2 separate regions of the Mus musculus genome follow, and region 1 is linked to region 2. The links are chromatin contacts, found by POLR2A ChIA-PET in ENCODE. All regions are on one chromosome and are shown on one strand. The core of a region is the stretch at or near the end of the contact, and the rest is flanking DNA. Distances in the headings are between cores, read along the strand shown.

Region 1 (6,257 bases), core at 2,466-4,965, 53 kb after region 2:
ATCTTCCCAACTCTCTTTTGGTTTGGGGAGACAGGGTCTCAGGAAGCTCAGGCTGGTCCAGAACTCCCAAGCTTCCGGCTTCCTTTTCCAAGGGCTAGGATGACAGGCTTGTGAAACCACAGCCACTTCCCCAGACCTGTTTGTTAAAAGAAATCTGAGCCTTCTGAGGCCACATGGCTCTCTGAGCATCACATCTTTTTGGTATCTGTGAGCTGATTTCCCCTCCCCGTTAAGTCCCAGTGTGATGGCTCTGCCTCCTCACACTGGTGACACAGCTCCTGGCACTAATGGCTTCTGTCTTCTCAGGGGATGCACCAGGCCTGAAGGCAGAATGAGGGTCCACGTATACCTGAGCAGTTCCAGCAGCCAGGCACCAGGTTGCTGTCTTCCTGGAGACTGTCCTTTCCTCCTGCAGGTTTGTCCTAGATGACTGAGAGCCTTGTGGCTGAGAGTTCTGAGACTCTGCTGTGTAGAGCATTCGATGCCCTATGAAGGATTGGGAGCTGTTTGCCAAGGTCTACTCCGAGTCCTAAATACAATAGTCCCCTTCACACTGCCAAGGCTAGTGACAGAAGTTTCCTTGGGAGAAGCCCTGGCCTGTACTCCTAAGAGCCAGGGGTGGCTTCAGTCCTTATAGGCAAAGTCCCAGATGTTTGTTTGTTTTGAGATAGGGTCTCATATATTTCAGTCCAGCCTCCAACTCAATATTTAGTTCCAACTGACTTTAATGCTCTCCAGGGGCTGGACAGATGGCTCAGTGGTTAAGAGCACTGACTGCTTTTCCAAAGGTCCTGAGTTCAATTCCTAGCATCCACATGGTGGCTCACAACCATCTGTAATGGGATCTGATGCCCTCTTCTGGTGTGTCTGAAGACAGCTGTGATGTGCTCATATAAATAATATAAATAAATCTTTAAAATGTTCTCCAAAGCTTTCCCCTCCTCTTCCTCCTCCTCTTCCTCTTCTTCTTCCTTTTGGTTTTTCAAGACAGGATTTCTCTGTGTAGCCCTGGCTGTCCTGGAACTCATTCTGTAGACCAGGCTGACTTCAAACTCACAGAGATCTGCCTGCCTCTGCCTTTCAGTGCTAGGATTAAAGGTGCGTGCCTCCACTCCCTGGTATTATTCTCTTTATAGTGCTGGAGGGAAAGGCCCTCCATAGGCCTAGCTCTCCAGCTCGGTATGAAGCCTGTGAATCCCGGGTCTAGCTCAGGGGAACTATGGGTGTGCTTGCACCCACGGACAGAGACTAGGGCTCAGCCTCTCATGAATATTTTCTTTGGGTCGTGTGGACAATAAAAGGGTGGGGACCTCCATGTGAACTGTTGTCCCTTAGCAGTTACCTTAGAAAACCCCATCTCCACCTTTGCCTGGGTCCTGGCCTTTCTGGCATCTGTTCAAAGGCCATTGAGCAGGAAGTAGATGCTGTTTACCAGGAGGCACAAGCCTATCTGCTTTAGCCAAAGTCCACCTGCCATGCCTGCCCTTCGCGCCAGCTTGGCAGCATTAGCCCCATATATTTATCTCTTCCCTGGACCCTTAGACCTGCTTCCCCCCCCCCCCCAAAAGGGAACTGTAGTTCTTGAAACTTGCCAATAGCTGGGCGTGGTGGCACATGCCTTTAATCCCAGCACTCGGGAGGCAGAGGCAGGCGGATTTCTGAGTTCGAGGCCAGCCTGGTCTACAAAGTGAGCTCCAGGACAGCCAGGGCTATACAGAGAAACCCTGTCTCGAAAAAAAACAAAAAACAAAAAACAAAAAAAAGAAACTTGCCAATAGGGGGAGCTGCAGCCACAGGGGCTGAAGTTCAGGGGGATCTAAGGCAGGAGGGCACTGCAGTTCTGCTGGACAACAGAGGGACTGTGGACCAATTGACAAGCCCCACCCAGCAGCACAGGCCACCATCTTCTCCCTTTCCTCTGCCATACCCACAGAGCCAGAGTGCAAAGGACGAGACCGAGCAATCTTCGGGTATCACATTAGCCTCGAGCTGCGATCACCAATTACTAGGGCATTTCTGGGGCAAGCTGAGGCCTTTTGACCTCTTGCTCTACTCTCTAAACCATGTCCCAGAACGAGAGAAGGCCTGGGGAAGGCCCAAAGGCTTCATTCCTGCCTCTGCTGCCTCCCAACCACACTCAAATTCCTGTCTTCTGGTTCTGATCAAGATACCCAGGATTGGCAAACCCTGACTTACAGGGGCTCATGAGATGGTCAGAAGATTAAAGCGCGTCTGCCAGCTGCCTACCTGAGTTTGAACTCTGGCCCCTCATGGTGGAAGGAGAGCCTCACTCTGCTAAGTTGTCCTCCAACTGACACACACATACAGGGTGGTGGGTACCTTCTCTCATCCTCACATAAATCTGTGAATGTGATTGGTTTTTTGTTTGTTTTAATAAAAAAGTCAAAACAAAACAAACCAGAGTCACACCCCTGATCCTCCACGGAGGGTCCCTTAGAAGCGTCTGCTGCTACCCTCCCCACCTCTAGGGTGCAGCAGGGTCTTGGACTAGGGTGAGGCAGTCACAACAAACTTTTAAGGAGGCACTAACTTTCAGGCACACACAGATGTAGAGCTGGTCCCTGCTTCCTTAAAAATGCTGATTCCCAGATTGCCTCTCCCTGGAGGTCTGGTGGGCAATCCTCCTCTGCAGCCTTGGAGCGTTTCTGAGGCAGCCAGGACAAGCCATGTGGGAAAAGGCCTAAATTCCAGGCCTTTCTCTGCTGTCCTCCCCCAACGAAGGCCTCTTTTATCCCTTGGTCTGTGGACTTTGCCTCATGCTTCAAGCCTGGTTAGACTGATACTTCCTCAGAGGAGCCATCTGTGAACACTGGCTGAGGCACCCTGTCCCCACCCCTTCGGCATCTGTCTCTTGGCCTCACACTCCAGGTATGACACATACATGTAAGCGGAGTACACTTGGACCTTCTGTGGGAGGTAACCAAGTTCCCTCTACCCTTACAGACTTTCTATATAGGCTAGTGATGGCTGTCTTACTGAACAACATAACCCACGGTCAATCAGACGCATTAAGTCTTCAGACTGGAGTCCCCGCTCTACAAGAAGCTGCCTAAGTCACTGACTGGCACCCCGGCTCACACACGGCTGTCCAAGGCACTCTATTCTATTCCTGTGGAATCTTAAGGCATGGGTTTTGCTTCCTGAGAATGACAGACGAGTCACTACAGGTCCCCCCTGGCTCACAGCTTCTTCTCCCAGCATGCCATAGTTCATTCTGGCTTCACTGATAGAGCCCAGTCCTCCAGGACACTCCCTGTGCAGCACTGTGTGCTGGTTGGCTGACAAAATGATCCTCACTGTGGCCTGTCACTCATCCAGCGGGAAGCCAGCAAGTCTTTCTTCCTGACTCTCCAGGCAGGGTGGGTGTGGGGGCCTCTGACAACCTCTTGCCTGCTGCCAGACAGGTGTTTTTTGTTTTGGTAGTGTATTAGATTTGTAAACACGCGCGCGCGCACACACACACAAGCAAGCAGCATATGGGATCGTGGGGAGAGTTCAGGCTCAGGCTCGGAAGGTAGAGTGGGAGTTCCTTCTGTGGGTCTTAGAGAAAATGGGTAGGAGGTTTTAGAGCTGGAGCCGGCCTGTCCCTGTGTCCTGGGTAGCAGCAGGTGGAGGGGGTGAATTCCTGGGGAGGAAGCATCTCCACTAGTAGCCTTCTGATGACCCTTGGAGTCCAGTGATCTGAAAGCTGTGAGCTTCCTAGGGGAAGTGAGAACGGCACCTGGAGCCCCAGCGACGGCGGGGCGAGGGATTAAACACAGAACTGCTCCCCGTAGGGGGCTTGTTATTTTCTTCCCAGTAAACAGAGGCTGCCGCCCACACCCGTCTGGTCTGAATCTTAACACTGGGGTGGAGAAAGACTGGAATCTCGAAAAAGGACTGGAATCTCGCACGTCGGTCTTAATTAGTCCTCCCTTCAGCCAGTCCTTCCAGGGAAGGAAGAGAGCCACTTAGCATGAACCTAAAAGCCCTTGTCTTCTGTTCTTTTACCTTGACGAGGGGGTGGGGGTGGGAGTTGGGAGGGGTGAAAGGGGGTCTGGGGGGAGGTGATGGGAAAGGGAGCAGAGGTCCCGCTGGAACAACAGAGCAGAGCAGAAACAACCCCAGTGCCACGCAGAGAAGCCTCACTCTTCATTCCCTACTACCGGGGCAGCGTACGTTTTTTGTAGAAATTATTTTATTGTTAAGATTATCTCAGGGAACATGTACATACTGCTAAGACCTGCTGAGTTCACCATCTCCCTGCCCTCGCAGTGATCCATTTATCCATCCACCCACCATCTATCCACCCATCTCCTCATCCACTGTCCCATCCATCTACCTGTCTCTCCTCCTACTCATCCGCCTGCCTATCAGTCTAGCCTCCACTCTATCCATCTTTCTCTTCATTTATCCCTCCTACCCACCCATTTATACATCCCCTACCCTATCCTCCTATCCACCCTCCCTCCAATCCATCTTTCACTACTTCCCATAGGGTACCTGCTTTATGCTGGCCCTTGGGGATACAGTAGCAAGCAGGATGCACCTTCCTCTTGTCCTGTTCCCCCACACACACATACACAAATATGCCCCCTAGTGAAACCCAGCACAGACACTTTTAGGCCTGCTCCCAGGCCTGTTTTATGAGCTAGGGTCAGTTGGTTCTTTAACTCAGAAATACTGGCTCAGTGGTAATGACACTTGCCCTTGTAGAGACTCCAGGTTAGGATCCCTGCACACAGCCTGAAACTCCAGCTGCAGATAATCAGGCACTCTCCTCTGGTCTCTTTTTGAGCACTGTACACACACATGTTTGAGTATGTTACATACACACACACACACACGTGCAAGAGGGGGCAGGAGAGGAGCAAGAAAATACATATACATATAAAAATGATCTTAAAAATTAAATCTGAAAAAAAATAAAAAACAAAGCTGCCTCACCACGAAAGGGGGTACAATAAAACATTCTCTCTGGGGCCCCCTCAACTGCTGCCATGGCAGCCAGGCACTCTCATCTCTGGGGCAGGCCCTGGCATCGGGATTCCCAGGCTGAGTCACCAGGGTCTGCGGGCATAGCACAAGCTCCGCTCTTGCAGAATTTAGAGTTTCCTTAGCCCTCTTGCAGGCATGGCAATCCTGAACCTGGCTGGAAAAAAGCAAAGGCCATCACTTGACCTATCTGCCTGCCTCCCTCTTGACAATCTGCTTGTCTTCAGATGGTCACCACTACTGCCAGCCCCGACCCCAGCTCTTCTGGACCAGGAGGGGCTGGAGGTCTACTGAGTTTGATTCCTGCTTTTCTGAAAGCCATGGCTGCAAAGAGGGAGATCCAAGGATTTAAGGAAATATACGCTTTGGGGTGACCCTGCCTCCCTTGACCCCAGATTCTTCTTTGGATTGAAGATGCAAGGGAGGGAACTATACTCTGACTCCCCCAAAACACCATCCTGGCCCTTCCCTGCCAAGCTTCCTGGCTCAGATTCAAACCCAACCCACAGCCATCCATGGCTGCAGGGAGCTCCAGCCTCTGAGGACAGAAGGAAGTGGCCAAGCTCACAAATCACATTCCTTAGGGATGAGAACAGTCTGCTAGCTGCCCAAGGACCCACAGGAGGGTAGGGCTCAGTCACTCACGAAGGGGCTGAGTCCACTCCTAGAGAGGGACTCTTCTTTCATCTGCAGGACCTGACTGGGCAAGGGGCCAGGGGACTGGATCCAAAAGTCCAGTTCCACTCCATGCCTCCAATTCACTCAGCTTGACTGTTGTCCCTGTGCCCGCCTCTAAGTTTGGTTGTTTCTAGCCTTGAGCTTAGCAGGCTGGACAGGACGGAAGGGCGATGCTCTTCTTGAGCATGTCCAGAGAAATCTTCCCAATGGATAAGGAAAAGAGCGAGCAAAGAGTGGATATGAACCAACACAGTTGCTGGTACCCGTATCCCAGCATTTAGGAGGTCTGGAAGATGAGAAGATCCTGAGGTCCAGGCCAGCCTCAGCTACCCAGGAATTTGAAGCCAGCCTGGGCTACTGGAAACCCTAGCTTGCACACAGGCATGCATGGACACACATGTACTGGAGATGATGGGGCTAAGTTACTAGTGTCTGCCTAGCCTGCATCAAACCCTGATACTGCAAAGACCAGGCAAAGTCACCCACATTTCAAAGGTGGTAGCAGGAGGATCACAAGTTCAAGGTCATACATACTCAGCTCCACCCTGAGTCCAACAGTCTCAGGTATGTGAGACTTTGTCTCC
Region 2 (6,556 bases), core at 3,200-5,699:
CCAAATTTCCTTTTTGAGTTCCTCTGTGACAATAAAGGGCAAACTGACCTCAGTAACTTGTTCAAGGAGAACCCCTGAAGCTACACTTCAAGCCTCTGCTTCTCTCAACATCATCACTCAGAACAGCAGCTCAGCCGTTGGCTCCGCCCTCAGGTCACACCCAAATCTAAGTATCACCTTTTCTACTACTTTAATGAGGCCACCAATGCGTCTCACTGGTTTATCACAAGCCTCTCGGTCTCTGCCTGCCTTTACCACTTACAGAAGCCTTCTGTCAGCTAGACTGAGTCCTTAAAACATAACTCAGGCCGGGTATGGTGACGCACGCCTTTAATCCCAGCACTCGGGAGGCAGAGGCAGGCGAATCTCTGAGTTCGAGGACAGCCTGGTCTACAGAGTGAGTTCCAGGACAGCCAGGGCTATACAGAAAAACCCTGTCTCGAAAAACCAAAAAAAAAAAAAAAAAACCCAAAAACAAAAACAAAAAAAAAAAAAAAAAACTCAGATGATGTGTTTTCTCTGCTCAAAATCTTCTGTCTTTTTGTATTAGCAACCAGTGGGAGATACAGGTCAGCAGGGACGCATTTGCCTGGCATCTGAAACCTAGCGTCTTTTAACTTTAACTGAGCTTCCTAGTTCTCTCTTCACTACTTTGCTCCTCTGAGTCCTTGACATACTCAGCATGTTTGCTTTTCAGGGACTCTGCATCCGACTGACACTGAATGGAAGCTTTCCACAGATTTCAAGCAACTATCTTCCTCCTGAATATAGTTCTGGCTGGTCTCAAAAATACTTCAAGAGTGCAGACCAAAAAAAAAAAAAAACCAACTTAGGGGATCACTGTCGCAAAACCAACTTAGGGGATCACTGTCACTCAAGTTACAGTTAGAATGGACAGGACAAATCCTCGATCCATTTTAAGGGGTAGCAAAGGCTGGCTTATGAAATGGAAAAATGGGGTAAGATAAAGAAATCAATAGAGGCCAATCCACAGGTTTTGGCATGAAAAAAATATGTGGCTGATCATATCTATAACTTACTAAACTCAAGTTCCGGAGGCAGAACCAGGCCTGAGAGCAAGGCAAGGATCTGAACGTAGGAAACCTCTCCTAACTTATGCTCCACCCAACGAGCAGTATGCACTCATGTGCAGGCTAGTTTGGTAGAGTTTATTATTAAAAACTGAATTTCATCTGAGTCCTCTTATTTCTCAATAAAGTACAAGCCAAGAGCACTAACTAAGCAGAGTAGCTTATAGATTTAGGAATGAGAAGGTGTGAAGCAGCCATTTTACAGAGGGCCCAATAAAAGTGTACTAAGCAGTATGACTGTTTTCAAGATGAAATACGTAATGACTTTTATAATTCCAGCATTCTCTCTAGTCACAGGAAAGTTTAAAGCTTCGTTAGGTGTTTTTTGAGTTTGTGTACTAGTTAGGTTTTATTGCTAAAACACTAACCAACAACAATTTTGGGAGGAAGAGGTTTATTTGACTTACAAGTTAGTTTCATTCCAGGAAGCCAGGGCAGGAACTCAAGGCAGGAATGTGTAGACTGGAACTAAAGCAGAAATCATGGAGGAGTGCTGCTTCCTGGCTGGGTTGCCCTGGCTTGCTCAGCTACCTCTCTTACACAGCTCACACCCACCTGCCTAAGGATGGTACTACCTGCAAGGGGCTCAGCCCTCCCATATCAATAAGCAATCAAGAAGACAGCCCTTGCTCGGACAGCCTCCCAGGCCAATCTGTGGAGGCAATTCCTCAATTGAGGTTCCCTCACTGCCAGTTTTGTCTAGGGTTGTGTCATCTTGTCAAAAATATGACAAGCTGGCTTTGTTCATCTGAGACAGGGTCTCATATAGCCCAGTCTGGCCTCGCTCTCCTGGTCCTCTTGCCTCTATTTCTAGAGTGCTGGATTACAGGCATGCTGCGGCATACCAAGCTTACATGAAAGTTTAAAGTCACATTTAATGATGCTACTTAAACGACTTACAGGTGATTGGTTAAATAAACAAGGGCTGGAGGCAGATGCAAGTCAATCTCTGTTCATTCAGGGTCAGCCTGGTTCACATAGTCTCAGGTCAGCCAGGACTATACAGTCAGACTTTGTATTAAAGCAAGTAACAACAACCCTGCAGGACATGAACTCAACGAAGCATTAACAGAAACTAAAACCAGCAAGTGTGTATATGCATTAACAGATGCACAGCACACCACCTACTTAATTTGTATAATAAACAAAATTCTGATACACTAAAATATAAATGTGAAAGTGTAATTATAGATACACAAAGACATGGTTTTACAAGCACAGAAAGAATTTAACAATAAACACTTACCTTAATGGGATTCTGCGGCACTACATAAATTCACATTCTTGTTGCATATAGATATGCAAAACATATTTATATGTAAAACATCACAATCCAAACAAGGCATTCCAAAGATTTACATCACGGTAGACTATGGTGAAAAACTAAAAGCAATCTAACTGCAAATAATACTGCAACTATTAATGATTTTATATAGCATCACAAATTTCAACTAAAAGACTCCAGCTAAATTAAAAAAAAAAAAGTCTAAAGATTGAAACATCCCATACACCAAGATTAAGAAATCATTATAGTGGTTTTGCTTTCTTCTTCAAAACTTCCTTTTATTATTTGTTATTATTATTAGAGGTGTGTGTGTGTGTGTGTGTGTGTGTGTGTATGTGTGTATGTACACGCGAATGTCTGTGCATGACACAAGGTCAGAGAACTCATTGTGGAGTCAATTCTCCCCTCACCCTTCTTAAGTTTGACCCTGGCGTGACCAGCAAATGTGTTTACCTGCTCTTGTCAGCCCTATTGTGCTTTAATAACTTCACACTGTATGACAGTGCTCTGGGGGGAAAACCCCGAAATGTACCATTAGATAGGACTATGATCTCTGCTGGGTTAAACAGTACATAGGAAAATAAAAATGCCAACAATGGTTATCACTGGGTGCGTCCACTGCAGGTGACCATCTTCTCTGCATACTTTCCACTCTAAGGTCCTCTACAATAAGCAACCACTACTTTTAGAATTATAAAAATTTAATTCTTAAAATACAAAACTTTACAGACACCATTACCTTGGGATCATGAACAAATGTATTTCCTTTGGTTCCAGGAGGGAAATCTCCAGTACAAATATACTTTAGACATTCAATGATGGTCTAAAAAAAGAGCAAGTTGTGTGTTATTTAGTGATGAGAACCACAGTAGTTTATGACAAATATTCATTCACAGCCAGGTGTGGAGGTGTGTATCTACAATTCTAGCATTTGGTGGACAAGAAGATCAGGTCAGCCTAAGCTATGTGGGATGCTGTGTCCAAAATAAATAAATTAAATAATAGCAAAAAATATGTATACATGTAGCTAGTGATTATAAGCGCTTTATTATGTCTTCCTTCCAGGAGATCAAGGCTAAGAACAGACCTGGTACAATGTCAAGTAACATTTCCACATAAAAGTCCACCTCCTGACATTCAACATCCAAGTTGGTATTTCTGGCTATCTTGCAACTTATTGTGTAGATCAAACTGGCCTCAAACTCATAGAAATGGGCATGTCTCTGCCAATCTAGGATTAAACGAGTGTGTCACAACGCATTGCCCAAATCTTCAGAAGTAATAAAATAATTTTCCAGCGTTAGGGCTACTCTATCAGCTTCATGTCCACAATAAGTCTTTTTTTTTCCATCGTTATGTTTTACCAGTAGACATGTTTTGCAACTCTAGGTTACCTATCTCTCATATTTAAAAAAAAAGCTTTTTGGAGGGGCTTTTGGGAGGTCCCAGTTGGGCACAGGTAGGTGGCGAGAGTCTGCTACGCTTCCGGAACTAGGGGGCGGGGCTGGGAAGCAGGGGCGCAGCCGGCCTTCCCCGGGAACGAGATGCCAGAGCGGAGCGCACGCGTGGGCTTCCGACACTCCGAGTTGCTGGGCCGGACCGGCTCTGAGGTCCCCGAGGCCCACGCAGCGCGCAGGGCGACGCCCTAAACACCTTCTGGGGCCCTCGCCTCAGGACTTACCGTCTTCCCCGCCCCATTGGGTCCAACCAAAATTGTGAGGGGGCTGAAGAAAGAGATAATCTGCTTATCTTTATCCTCTATCCCAAAACTTCGCACGCCCAGAATGCTCATCTTTTCGATCCGGGACATGTTTGCACCACGTTCCTTTACTCAGTGCCAGGGGCGAGTTTTAACCTCAAGGCGGAAGCTGGGCAAGCCGGGAAGGAACGCCGCGAGAGGACCCAAAAGTTCCGAACACGCGCTGCGAGCAGGAGCTCCGGTGGCGAGAGCACTTCCGGCCCCGCGGGCTTCGGTTTCCCGGGAGGGCGCGGGCCGGTTAGGGTCTGCACAGCCCAGAAAAGCCAAGCGAGCCAGCAACCGTAAGCTCGCACATTCCCGCCTCGCACGACCTGGGGTCACGTGGGGGCGGGCGCGTACTTGTCCACGCCTCTCGCACGCCCGGGGCATGCCGGGAAGTGGGAGTCCTAAGCAACACGAGCAGGACGAGTAGCTGTTGTCTTTTAGAAGTTGGGCAGGGAGGCAGCTGCCACCTATCACTGTTTGCTTTGACGTTTTGAGATCGGGTCTAGCTCTGTAGGCTCGAACTTGCGATTCTCCTGCCTCAGTCTTCCAAGCGTCGCTATTACAGAGCCTCCTAGCCCATCTTAAGTAGCGAAGACCATACTTTACGTCCACATTTGGATCCCTGGACCGCATGGGTAGGCTGGGGTGCAGTCGGAGACCCCAGTTAGTGGTTTGTTAATGACATCTACTGTACGGACAGTACTGTTTAACAGCGTTTTTCACTGTCACTTTTTATTATTATTATTATTTTTTTTTTTTTTTTTGGTTTTTCACTTTATAGTGGCGAGTAGTTTCTCTTGATCACGTGACTGTGGTGCTGCCATTACAATAGACTGCACTCTTGTATATATTTTTCCTTTAGAATAAATCAGTTTTCATTTCTACTAAGCTGTAAATGTTGCTAGTTAATGCTTACATAGGCTTGTGTTGAGATCCTTGCAGAGCTAATGGTTTTGTGAGCTGGAGAGGTGGCTCAGTGGTTAAGAGCACTTGCTCTTGCAGATTGTCGGGGTTCAATTCCCAGCACCCACATGGTGGCCCCAACCATCTGTAATTCCAGTTCCAGGGGATCTAACACCCTCTTCTGACCTCCCTGAGTTCCAGGCATAGACATGCTGTAATACATGCAGGCAATACACAAAGTATATATGTGTGTGTAGGCTTTTTTTAAAGTTTTGCCACTGAACTATTAGTAACATATACAATGCCTCCACCCTCAGCAGTATTTAAAAGTGCAAAAGGAGTTTAAGACCAAAAGTTTGTGGACCCAAAACCAGATGCTGTTCCAAGACAGGGTTCTTATAAGTAGGAAGAAAGTCCGCTCCTGTCAACAAGGTCACAAGGTAGGAATTAGGTAGAAAGGGGCTGGCTATGGAGGCTCAAACCTGTAATTCCTGCACTCAGGTGAGTGACTGAGGCAGGAGGATGCCTTTCACTGTTAAGTGTGGACTAAGAGTGAGACCCTGTCTCATACAAAAATAAAAGGCTGGCCTGGCGTGCCCAGCCCTGATTCATAGATCAACAGCACAACTCTTGGACCTAGGCTCACAGAACATGTCAGAAGAGGGGGTGAAGAGATTGTAAGAACCAGAGGTCCAGGAAACCTGTGAGATTGTGTCTCCTAGAAATGACAGAAAATTTCACACATGATACCATAGCAATATGGCTGCCTAAACAAGACCTGAACAAGGACAGCATCAGTAGACATGCTGACATGGAAAGGGAGCCCATAGAGAACTACAATGGAATTAACTGCTGAGAAGAGAAGAGGTGGTCTTTTCTGGGGAGGAGTTGGTTATCCAATACCAAGTGGTTAGCCCTGAAATCATATGTGTACAAGTAACACTAACTGGCTCGGTAGGTTGTTTGTGTGTGTGTAAAATAACAAAGAGGCCATGAATTTGAGAGAGAGTAAAGGGGAGACAGAACATGAGAGGGCTGAAGGGAGAAAAGGGAAGGGGGAAATGATATAATTACATTTTAATTTTTCCATTGTCATTTTGTGACGTGTAATCTTGGCAGCCAGGAACTCATTATGTAGACCAAGCTGGCTTCAAACTGAGAGAGCCACCTACCTCTGACTCTCAAGTGCTGGGATCAAAGGTGTGAGCCACCACACTTGGCTTCATGCTTTAATTTTTTTTTTTTCAAGAAAAAGAAGAAGCCAGACAGACCTGGTGAGACAAGCCTGTAATCCCTGTTCTAGGGAAGCTGAGGCAGGAGGATCATTGCACATTCCTGTGGGGAGCCGCCCTCACATTCGCCGTTACAAGATGGCGCTGACAGCTGTGTTCTAAGTGGTAAACATAATCTGCACACGTGCAGGGGCAGTTTTCCCGCCATGTGTTCTGCCTTTCTCGTGATGACAACTGGGCCGATGGGCTGCAGCCAATCAGGGAGTAATACGTCCTAGGCGGAGGATAATTCTCCTTAAAA

What was found. ChIA-PET counts read pairs that join two places held with the same protein, here RNA polymerase II (POLR2A).
Region 1: POLR2A ChIA-PET joins it to region 2 with 22 read pairs in Patski. The contact joins the enhancer-like site here to the promoter of Rad50 in region 2. POLR2A ChIA-PET finds 5 or more read pairs at or near these places in 3 of 5 experiments (Patski and embryonic stem cell).

The regions. Positions count from the first base shown.
Region 1 is chr11:53,756,408-53,762,664 of GRCm38, forward strand. No RefSeq gene overlaps it. Among named protein-coding and RNA genes, the nearest start is that of Mir7671, 4.1 kb to the right of the region's middle. Within about 2 kb of position 3,716, at least 2 of the 3 ENCODE cell types and tissues checked have a DNase peak (open chromatin) inside an H3K27ac peak, as active enhancers do.
Region 2 is chr11:53,702,870-53,709,425 of GRCm38, forward strand. Rad50 (RAD50 double strand break repair protein) reads right to left here and starts at 4,450. Exons shown (of 25, transcript NM_009012.2): 1 at 4,058-4,450; 2 at 3,116-3,199. The coding sequence starts at 4,186.